Linked DNA regions of Homo sapiens: region 1 is linked to region 2. The links are chromatin loops, found by intact Hi-C in ENCODE. Cell type or tissue: dorsolateral prefrontal cortex. All regions are shown on one strand. Each heading gives the region's core, and the rest is flanking DNA. Links, peaks and the distances in the headings are about the cores only.

Region 1 (5,457 bases), core at 243-5,242, 200 kb after region 2:
TTGGTTACAAATTAGGAAATAGTGAAGAACTGCAATTATCAGAGGAGTCAGTTTTATACTTTTCATAAGGTTTCTACGCATCTGTTTGGTTGGGGTAATAAAACTCTGCTAAGTGCTAAATTCTTGCATTTATTGTTCCACAGATATCAGCAGTGACATATTTAGAAGAAGATATGCAACACCCGCTTCAGCCTTGGCAGGAGAAAGTCTTGAGAAGCGTTTAACAAATGAATCATGGCAGCCTCCAATAGAAAAAGAAGACAATGGCTTACACCCTCATAGGCAAAGACATTTTATTACAAGCTCATCATCCAAGCCTTGTGAGCCTGAGGAACACTATGTACAAAAGATCGTACAAAAAAATAGATCAAAATATGATGATCCTTGTGGACTGTTAAAACAGAGCAAACCTAGGTATTTTCAGCCAAACAATTCTCTTATCTGTAAATATGTGCCCTGTGAGCAATTTGAAGATTACATGAAAGAAAAGAAGCCAAATCGTAGACAACACTCAAAGCCTGAGAAAGAGCAAATCCAAATTAACAGTGCAATAGAAAAATTTCTTATGAGTGAGGACAACATAGATTTATCAGGATTATCAACAAAAACCAAGAAAGCATATTCCCCAAAGAGGGTTATCTTCCATGATCCTGATTTAGTAGAAATAAATAGGTCGATGATGTCACCCAAAATATCAACCCCTTGGAAACGACAGAAAAATCAAAGTAACCAACTGACTAAGTTGGATGTTAAAAAATTTAGCAACACTGGGGAGAGAAACAAAGGAGAAAAATGGTTTACTAATTCATGGGTTCTGAAAAGGAAGAGAACCCCTCAGTCTGACCTCAAAGGGAAAATTAAAGGACAAAACTTAAAATTAAATTTACATCCTTTTAGAAAAGTCAGAGTCCATCCAGAAAAATCCTTGTCAAGTCTCCCAAAGCAATGCAAGCAGGTATTGTTGCCTCCTAAGAAATTATCCAAAACTTCTGAGACAGAAGCCAAAATAAATACTGTGTGTTCTGCAGATTTTCTTCAACAGTCAGAGAGTAGCAACTATGTTAGACTCACTTCAAAGAGGCTGCCTCTGAAACATGACTCAAAGCAGACCCCATATTATCAACGAAACACTAAACGTGCCCCCCTGCTCAGTGCTAACAACTTGCGTGTAGTCAACCAGAGCTCTATAGAAAGCAGCTGTTACTCAGCTGGCCACATTCCTGATGGAAACACATCAAAATTGCCCCAACCTACACCCACTGATGCTGAGCACAGGCACTCACATTCTCAATTCTCAACTGAGCAAATGGAAGATGCAACTCAGCTTGAATCAAAAGTGCTTAGTTATTTAGCAACTACTTGGGAAAATACAGGAAGTGATGTTTTACCATTCCAACATTCCAGGAGGGCTACTGACCAAGGGACAACGGAGTCCACTGAGCACATGGGACAGAATGTATCAAAGACCAGTGAGTTAAATCAGTTTTCTTTGTCCCCGAGGAATCAAACACAACTTTTAGATGCTCACAAGACTGACAGCTACAACAAGGAATACACTTTAGACCAAAATGAAGCCTTACAACACAGAGAGCAAAATTCAAGTCATGCACAGCTTGAAAATAAAGAAAAAACATTAATGACAAAACCCCAAATATCACATCAAATTGTGGAAAATTGTATTATGGATAAGGAAGAAAATGATGTAGAAAAAAAACTTTCAAAAACAGAAACTTATGATTCCTCTCTCATTCCCCAAACACAATCCAAGAACAACCTATCATTTATGAAGACAAATTCAATTCCATACCAAAATAGAATAGAACTTCCCAAGGATATCAGTACTTCTCCTGTTAGTAGTCAAGCCGTTTGGCACCTAACCAATAGTAGCGAAAAAGGAATTGACAGCACAAATGCATTGCCCAGAAATGACGGCACTGAAGCACTAGAGATAAAAATAGTAGGGAAAGAAGAGAAAAATATGCTTGATGAAAGCAAGACAGATTCTAGTATGTTAACTCAGATCTCACAAATGACCTTAAAAGGCATCACAAAAGAAAGGCAGCAAACTTGGGAAAATGGAACAAGTGAAAAATATATATTACATGATGCAAGCTCTGCCGAGGAGACCATTACAGCTAAAGATTTAAGTATCACAAGTTCCCATGAAACCCAAAATAGAATACTTTGCAGTGAAGTAGATCCTGAAGTTAACAGTAATGTACATAATTTTAGAGAAGTTCAAAATATTCAACCAGATAAAGATAGTGCACATAAAGAAGGCGCAATGACAGTGGAGACACATGAAGCGCTTTCCTTCTTACCAGGGTTAAAAGACAGTTTTGAGGCAGAAAATGAGGTGTTTTTAGTTCCTAGCAGAATAAATGAAGCTGAAAACTCTGCTCCAAAACCTGTACTGTATCCACCATCTGCTGAATATGCTACTACATCACCTTTAGAAACAGAATAAAGTGAACAAAATAACTCAAATAATAATCCTTTTCTACTTTAGCTTTCTTCAAGAGGACAAACACCCACTAGCCTTTGCATGCATTAGAAGTGGATCATTTTGGAGGACAACAACGTCCTCAGTAACTCTTTGTTATCAATAAAATAAAACCAGAGTTGAATATATGACAAAAATCAAAGATGGAGTCATAGGATACGTCTGACACAATTAACTGAGTATGCTTCTCTAAGGAATGAAAAAACAAGTAAGAAAAGTTTTGCCAAGTCTTGCAAAAGCAAGCAAACATTGAAAAAAAAAAAGCCTTAAACAAATGAAAAACTACATAAGAAGAGTATTTGAGCAGATTTACATTTGATGTTTATTTCATGTAAATTATTATACATATCTCAATTAGTGGTATTACAATATTGCTTTCTACATGGATAATTATATATTCATATTTGTGTTTGATCTGTTTTCCTAATTATAGTATGAAAATAAAAATTCAGCTTTGTTAACTGTAGTGTAACTGATATGCATATTGGTATGTTTCATACATTTGCAATTGTCCTGTTGACAATCATCCCAGATTTAAGTAGAAGTCTTTAAAACTTGTTATTTCTCTAAGAGAAAAAAATTAAGGATTTCCAGGGATAGTTGGCTGTTCCCATAAAGATCTGCAAAATCCTATATATCCACTAGGTGGAGATCTCAGCTTCAATCATTTTAGAAGAACAGGGCTTGAAGATCGACACAATGGATCCTGAACAAAAGGAATTTTAATGAGCTTTATTGCCAATTGTTATTAATTTAAGATTTTGAAAACTAAATAACCTATTAGTGCATAGCTTTCAAGGTCTGATCTCTTGGGTTTCGCATGCCACTGTTGTTTGGAGTGAGAACTCCTCCTTATACACTGGAATTAAATGTGAATATAAATATTAAATTTAAAAACAGTAACAGAACAAACATGTCTCATTCAAAGCCATGCTTATTTGAAAAATATAGATATATTCAAATAATTTAATTATTGAGACCACTGTAAAAAATATTTGAAGCATACCTTCACAATTTAGAATATTATAATATTTTACATTTTTTAGTAGGGGAACAAAAATGTTAAAAGGGAAACAAACTTCCTCTTCTCCTATCTCTACACCTGTCTAGGTCTATACATCTTTATATCTGCATTTGGTAGAATAATAATAATAAATAAGCTTTATAAACCTTATAAGATTAGAACAACATAAATATTGCCTACATACCCCGCCTCTTTTGTTTCCCTTCCTATTCAGAGTTGCTAGGAAATAACTTAAGTTTCTTATTTTGAAAATTCCTAAACTTCTTACCTCTCTTCTTCATCTTTTCTCGCCAATATTCAAGACTTTATTGCTTTTAATCCTAATTCCTCTGGTATTTCTGTTCATTATCTCTGCTTGAGCTTAACTGCTATGCCACCTATCTGCCTTGCCTGACCCCACTTTATTTTTAAAGCACCTTTAAGGTGAGACGAGTATCTATGCCAACTTCTTGCATGATAAGTTTATTCCACCCTAATCGACAGTTTCTTCATCTTTGTAGACCAGGTCACTTTTTTTCTTGGTAGCTATCTTTCTTTTTCCTTTTTTTTTTTCTTCTTCTTTAAAGCGCTGTCACCTTACTTCAGCACCTTTAGCTTTGTTCTCTCTGCTCTCACTGCCAAGAATATCCCTGATATCTAGAGGCCTAATGAGTACTCTTGGTCACTAACTGACTCTCAGGAGGCAGCAATCCTAGTTCTCCTGGTCTCTTTTCTCTCTTCCATTTCTGAAATCCAGTCTTTTACCTCTTTATGATGTTTCCTTTGAAATAGTTCTCAGGTTTACCCTTGCCCTTGAATCTCCATGGTAACCATTGTAGTCTGTGTGTTGTAATCAACTGGATTACTCAAACAGCAGTCCAGCTGGCTGCTCCAACTTCATTGTCTTTTGCTTGAGTTTCAACCCATTCATTTTTTATCTTTGTTGGGCACAAATCACCTGGGGCGCTTGTTAAATTGTGGAGTTTCAGGCTCCATCTGAGAGATTTTAATTCAGTAAACTTAGATTAGGGCCCCAGAATCTTCATTTCAACAAACTTTCCAGGGTAATCTGGAATACATAGTTTGCAGCCCACATATTAAGAATCAATGCTTAGCTATTCCAATGAGCATTACAAGATAATTCAGTGTTTGCCTTACTGTAGGAACTACAATTTTTTTAAGTAAATAAATCCTTTGTATCAAACTCAGATGAACTTCCTAAAAAATTACTTTTATCTTTTCACTCCTTTAGAGAAAAAAATATAATTGCCATAATTTCACGTCCAAATTTCCTGTTCCAGTTTCCAAAATCTGTCACTATCTAGTATCAGGCTTTTTTCTACCTCTTACTGTTTTCCAACCTTCTCCCATCTTCAATAGACTATTCTTCTTACTCTCCTCAATGTTCTAGTTTATGAGTTTTGACTAAGAAGACATCCTGGAGAAAATACTGTGCTTCAAATTCAAGGAATGAAGTAAAGACAGATATGCAAGAAAAAATGAGAAGCACAGTTGATAACCTAGAAAGTAATGACCAGAATAGCATGATGTTAGTGTCCTCCATCTAAAGATGAACTTGTTTCAAATAATGCCTGATACAGAGATTTAACCTCTCCATGGCTACAATGTTGCAACTGCTACTAGTCTTTCCCTTGTATCTGTTCTCCTAATGAATTTTCGTATGTTCTGGTTGCTTAGACTGTTTTTCTTTCTCACCAAGCCGCCTTCTTTCAGAAAACTACTGTTTATGGCCTCAGCTCAAGTGTTACTCTTTTTGGGAAGCCTTCACTAACCTGCATTCTGTCTTTGTCCCCCAACTTGCGAGTAGTATTGTTTTAGTATATAGTCTCACAGAGTTTTGTCTTTCTTAACCTTGGCAGTTAACTATAGAATCATTAAAATGTTTATTCAATCAATCTCCATATAACTAGCAGGTCTTAAACTCCATTTA
Region 2 (5,457 bases), core at 140-5,139:
CCAGCTGCTGTTCACCCTGAATGAAGATCCAATCAACACTGTAGGTGTAATCCTTATCTCCCCGCTGCCCTTCTACTTCTCTCAATCTCCTGACCCTGACTCTCACTCCACAGGTCTTTCTATAAAACTGAAATCTTTTTATAAATTTATGATACTTCTGGGGACATCTGGGGACTTTTTTTTTCCTATGAGAAAGTGAAAAGGACTCCAGTGACTATTTGGTCTTGAAACAGTTTAATTTAGTTTTTTTCTTTATTCCCTTTCCCTATCTCCATTCTAGAAATTAACATAGAAACTCATTCTGGCTAAATTCCCAATACATTTTCACAGTGAGCATTTTCTGAAGTGAAAATTAGTAGCTTCCTTGCAGTTTTCATCAGGAATGTGAAATTGTGGAGCTCACAGGGGTGGAGAACTCAAACCCCATTTATGAATTAATACATGCTGTTGAGGGTACCTCACTGTCTGCAGAGTGCTGGCGAATCTTTTCTACAGAATCCTGAGTATCTAAATAGTATATTTTAATTTCCCTTCTCATTGAACCAGTGAGAAAATACCATTTTCTATTTGCAAAAATGAATTTTGTAACAACTAGTATCTATATAAGATTACATTATTTACACCATCCTTAGGGATTGGCAGCACCTGGGGCAAGTTACAGTGTATCTTTCTAGTTCCTCCTCCTCCTTCCCCAGTCCCGATTTTTATCCAGGTGAAATCTAGTTACAGTGAGCATTAAGGGCAACCTCAAATGGAAACCAATGTTAGTGGGGATAGACATACGGTAGGGGACACGGGGAGATGACCTCTGCCTTAGTCTAGCTCTGGCCAGTTGGGCTCTGAAGCAGCCTTGAATCCTTCAGTCTCAGGACCTAAGCTATTGGGCTAGCATCATATTTTTTTTTTTTTCTTGGAATGGCTCTGGTCACTCAGGTCCAAAACCTGTAATGGTATAGAATATCTGGCTTCTCTGGCAATTTATAGGGGCCACGGAAAAGTAAATCAACTTGTAATTGTTAAAGGCATTTGTAGGCTGAAATCAGATAGATCTGGATTTGAATCCTAGTTTTTCCCATTGGAAGCCACTGTAGATGTCAGAAAAAATAACTAATTTCTTTATGTATTAGTTTTGATAGCTATGAAATGGAGAAAAAAACCTGTCTCATAAAATGAAGATGAGGATTAAATGAGATAGTAAATGCTCAATAAAAGGCTGAGGAGAGCATTTAGTAACAACTCGTTACAAATGCCACCACTCAAGAGTTTCCTTTTTTCCCTTCACTCATGCTGCAAACATTTATTAAACTGTTGCTTCCTTCTGAGAATATAGAAAAATGGAATAGATGTACAAAATGAAATGGAGGAGCTTGCATTTGAGTAGAAAAGGCAGCATCTACTTCAGCAAGTGTTATACAGGGGGTAAGCACAAAACAGGCATATCCCAGCCGAGTGGCCCCCTGAGGCCAGAGTCATTAGCACACCTGAGGATGTCAAAGAGGAAGTGTTTAAGCTAAGTGTTACAGGATGAATAGAAGTTTTCCAAGTAGTCAAGGGTGAAAGTATGTTTCCACTAGAGGGATAGCGCAAGAGTTTGGTTTTGCTAGAGTTTAAGGTAGTGGAGAAAGTGGTCACACAGGCTCGGGAAAGACACTGGGGCCAGGTGATGAGGGCCCCTGAATGTCACACTAAGGAGTTTGAACTCTGTCATACTCAGTGGGTCTTTACCACGTGAGGAAAAGCAGAATGACGTTAATGAGGTGATGCTCTTCCCACCTCTAAATGTGGCTGACCCAGAATAGAGACCCTAGAAAGCTCAGTCACCACTGATGCGTCCAACCCTTCACTTATACATGAGGAACCTGAGGCCAGAGATCAAGTCATTCTGCAAAACACCTGACCAAGCATGAACAAAACAAGAATAGGTTATCTAAGTCTAGTGCTTAAACTTCCTCCACATTCAGATCCTCCTTTAAATCCAGGCTGCTTCATCTAAGCCCTGCATTCCATGTACTGGATTCCAATGTAAGTACTGTTTCTGGGTGCTTTACTGAATAACTGCGTCTCCCCCATCTTCTGAAAGCCAGCTCTGTCAGCCCTGCCCACTGGAAGTGGGGACCTCAGCTAGGAAGAAGGATAGGGGTTTTCCAAGGAGAAAATGAGTCGATTGTAATGCCTTACAGATGCAGAAACAAATTCAAAACCCAAAACAGATTGAGAGACGTCCTTCTTTCCCTCAAATTTGCAATCGCTGTTTTAGCACTGGAAACCACCGCATCACGCAGTAGCTGCTCCCTGCTCTTATTACCCTCAGCCGCTACCCAGTCCTTCCTTCCCCAGGGCCTAGCAGGAAGCACGCCAGCCAAAATGTGTGGGTGTGCCTGTGTGTGTGCACGAGTGTGTTTGTGTTTTCATGTTACAGATACCTGGGGAACTCGCGCCCTAGAGCAACAGAGCAGGGGCTTGCTTGGGTCTCCTCCCTATCAGGGCCCAGAAAAAGGGGTAGAAGCTGGCTTCACTTCCAGCTTCCGCAGGCTCGGTTCCAGTAGCGCCTCCGCTTCTCCAGACCCTGGGCGCTTGCCTCTCTCCTCCCTTAGCAACAGGGAAGCTGTGGATACCAACGGAGGGTGGGAGCCCGGGAGGCTGCGGGTAGCCCGGGCGCCCAGGGGCGGCGGCGGCCCAGCCCAGGTGCCCGCGCACAGGGGACCTCGGTGCGGAGCCACCCCTCGAGCGCGACTGTCGCAGCGCCAGCGCGCACGGGGCCCCACGCACCCACCCTCCGCACCTGCCGCGGGGTCCAAAAGGGATCCTGCAAAAATGAGCCATTCTCACCCCGCTGGGTAAGTGACAACTGGAGCTTTTCCACGCTGTGGCAGGTGGCGGCTTCAGCCAGCTGCCCCTCCTCCTCCCTCCTGCTGCGGAGGGAAGGGGCGAGAGGGGAGCGAGGGGGAGGGCTGGGGAGAGGAAAATATATACGAATTCTGGGTTGCAGCGAGGATGGCAGAAATCCCAGGCATCATGTCTCCTCCCTCCCCTTCTTCGTTTCTTTCACCCACGTTCGCCCCTTTTGAAATTTTCACCCTGGAAGGATTAAAAAATGGAAGTGAAAAACGCATACATTAAGCAAGGACCTTCGCTGGGATCAAGAAGATCCTGTGGTGTGGAACATGTGTGTTTAGATGCAAAAGAAGAGGTTACCAAAATAAGAATTCGTTTGGAGATTTGAGAATGAGAGATGCATTCTCACCTTAGCTTACATATAAGCGAGGTGTGAGTTCATTCAGTATTGAAAGATGTTTCATTGGGAAAAGGGGGTATTATTTCAGGGATTTTTTTCTGCCCAATCTCAAAAGGACCATAAGGGTCTTTAAAAAGTATTTTAATAAAGGAAGGTTATATGGCACAGGAAAAGAGAGGGAGGAGTTGTGTGCCTGTGTATTTACTCATGATCTTCAGTTGCTTTAGGTAGGTGAACCCCTTAGATAACCTATTTTGGCAATTTTCAATGTATTCTAGAAAGAACACCGTCATTATTGGCTGTTGCAAAAAAAAAAAGTTTCTTTTTTTATTGGAAGGGAGAATATCCAATTTCCTCCTGAATTAAACAATGTAATGCATATTAGACGATTTTTTATTATGATACATCTAGTAAGAAGATAAATATCCTAGTCAATCTTGCAATTAAATTGAAGGCACTTTCCTTTTTAATTGCATTTATTGCACATTTTTAGGAGCAGCAAATTAGCAGAGGACAACATATTTGAGATCATTTGGAGTTTGTGATGTTTGAAGTACCACATTAGTCGTTGTGTTGGAACTTATACCCAAACTTCAAGATTTTACTTTTTAATGAATTCTCTGAGTGTAATGGCGTAAATGAAAATGTTTGAAAAAACTAAAGCCATATAAGGTGCCACGTTGGAAATCAGTTTCAGAACTTTTAGAAAAGTGATATAGCTATGATTACATAAACTTTTTGTTTTATCTCAAGTTGAATTTAATTTAGGTACTTTTTAACATTTTGATGCTGAACTCCTGTGCAATTTTTAGTTATCTGTGGGTCATGTAAGATGCTACGTAAGATGCAAATAGCACTATTTTTCAGCAGCTGATGTTTGCAGTATGTTTGCATTTGGGAAAATAAATATGTCAGTCATGGTTGTCTTCCTATGTTTTTCAAGTTTTTGGCTAGTTAGAATCTGATTAGACCATTTAATAATCTATTTTAAAATGTGAGAAAAATGTAGCTATTGATTAAACTGTGCATGATTAAGATTTCAGAAACTGAAGTCAAATTTTTCTGAAGTTCCATTAGTTCCAAGCCTATGGGGAAAAGGGAAATTTGTGATTTAATGCAAGAGTATGTTTCATGGTACTCTTCAGGAAAGGTGTTAAGATGGCAACAAATACTTTGCACTTAAATGGTAAGCTCCTGAAAAGTAGGCACCATATTGTATTAATTTCTCTGATCCCTTCACTTAGGACAGTGTTCAGAACAAAATAAAACTCAACAAATGTGTGCTGAATAAATGGTATTGCCGGATGGTGCATCCAATCTAGAGATGCATGTATTCGGAAATGAAAATTGTGTTAGAACTAAATATTTATTATGTGCATACGATGTGCCAGGCTCCATTCTAGTGTTTTATATGAACTACCTTATTAAATCTTCCCACTCATGCTGGTTTTTAGTTACCCTCATTTTTACAGATAAGGAATTTGAGGACTTATTGGGGGAACCCGCCCCCAATATTTCAACATAGATTCTTTATATTTTCCATGAGTGTCGGCCAGCTGAGAAATAAAGAGAGACAGTATAAAGAGAGGAATTTTACAGCTGGGCCACCAGGGTGACATCACATATTGGTAGGACTGTGATGCCCACCTGAGTCTCAAACCAGCAAGTTTTTTATTAAGGGTTTCAAAAGGGAAGGGGGTGTAATAACAGACAGTAGGTACAAAGATCATATGCTTCAAAGGGCAAAAAGCAGAACAAAGATCAAATGCTTCTGAGGGAACAGGACAAAGGGCAAAAGCAGAACTACTGATAAGGGTCCAACAAAGATCACAAGGCAAAGGGCAAAAGCAGAACTACTGATAAAGGTCCAACAAAGATCACAAGGTAAAGGACAAAAACAGAGCTAATGATAAGGGTCCAACAAAGATCACAAGGCAAAGGGCAAAAGCAGAACTACTGATAAGGGTCTATGTTCAGTGGTGCACATATTGTCTTGATAAACGTCTTAAACAACAGAAAACAGGGTTTGAGAGCAGAGAAATGGTCTGACCACAAATTTACCAGGGCGGAGATTTTCCCCCACCCTAGTAAGCCTGAGGGTACTGCAGGAGACCAGGGCTTATATCAGTCCTTATCTCAACCGCATAAGACAGACACTCCCAGAGCAGCTGTTTATAGACCTCCTCCCAGGAATGCATTCCTTTCCCAGGGTATTAATATTA

The links. Hi-C counts contacts between places; a loop is a spot of excess contacts. Peaks named below come from ENCODE experiments on the same cell type or tissue, not always from the same donor. Only the 100,000 strongest peaks of a DNase experiment are listed, where the experiment ranks them.
Region 1: it touches region 2 in a loop (6-fold over the local background); 4 of 110 quality-filtered maps call a loop at or near these places.

The regions. Positions count from the first base shown.
Region 1 is chr1:74,466,888-74,472,344 of GRCh38, reverse strand. All of the region lies in intron 23 of FPGT-TNNI3K (FPGT-TNNI3K readthrough), which reads right to left. The region is part of intron 21 of TNNI3K (TNNI3 interacting kinase); the gene reads right to left. It overlaps LRRC53 (leucine rich repeat containing 53), which reads left to right. Exons shown (of 5, transcript NM_001382280.1): 5 at 144-2,969. The coding sequence ends at 2,467. Among named protein-coding and RNA genes, the nearest start is that of LRRC53, 43 kb to the left of the region's middle. In dorsolateral prefrontal cortex, for the core only: CTCF peaks have their summits at 2,930 and 3,135 (motif pointing right); no DNase peak of the experiment used is centred there; H3K27ac peaks cover 3,140 bases.
Region 2 is chr1:74,670,877-74,676,333 of GRCh38, reverse strand. It overlaps ERICH3 (glutamate rich 3), which reads left to right and starts at 2,542. Exons shown (of 15, transcript NM_001002912.5): 1 at 2,542-2,837. The coding sequence starts at 2,815. In dorsolateral prefrontal cortex, for the core only: no CTCF peak of the experiment used is centred there; DNase peaks (open chromatin) are centred at 2,473 and 2,793; H3K4me3 peaks cover 1,627 bases; H3K27ac peaks cover 3,577 bases; H3K27me3 peaks cover 846 bases.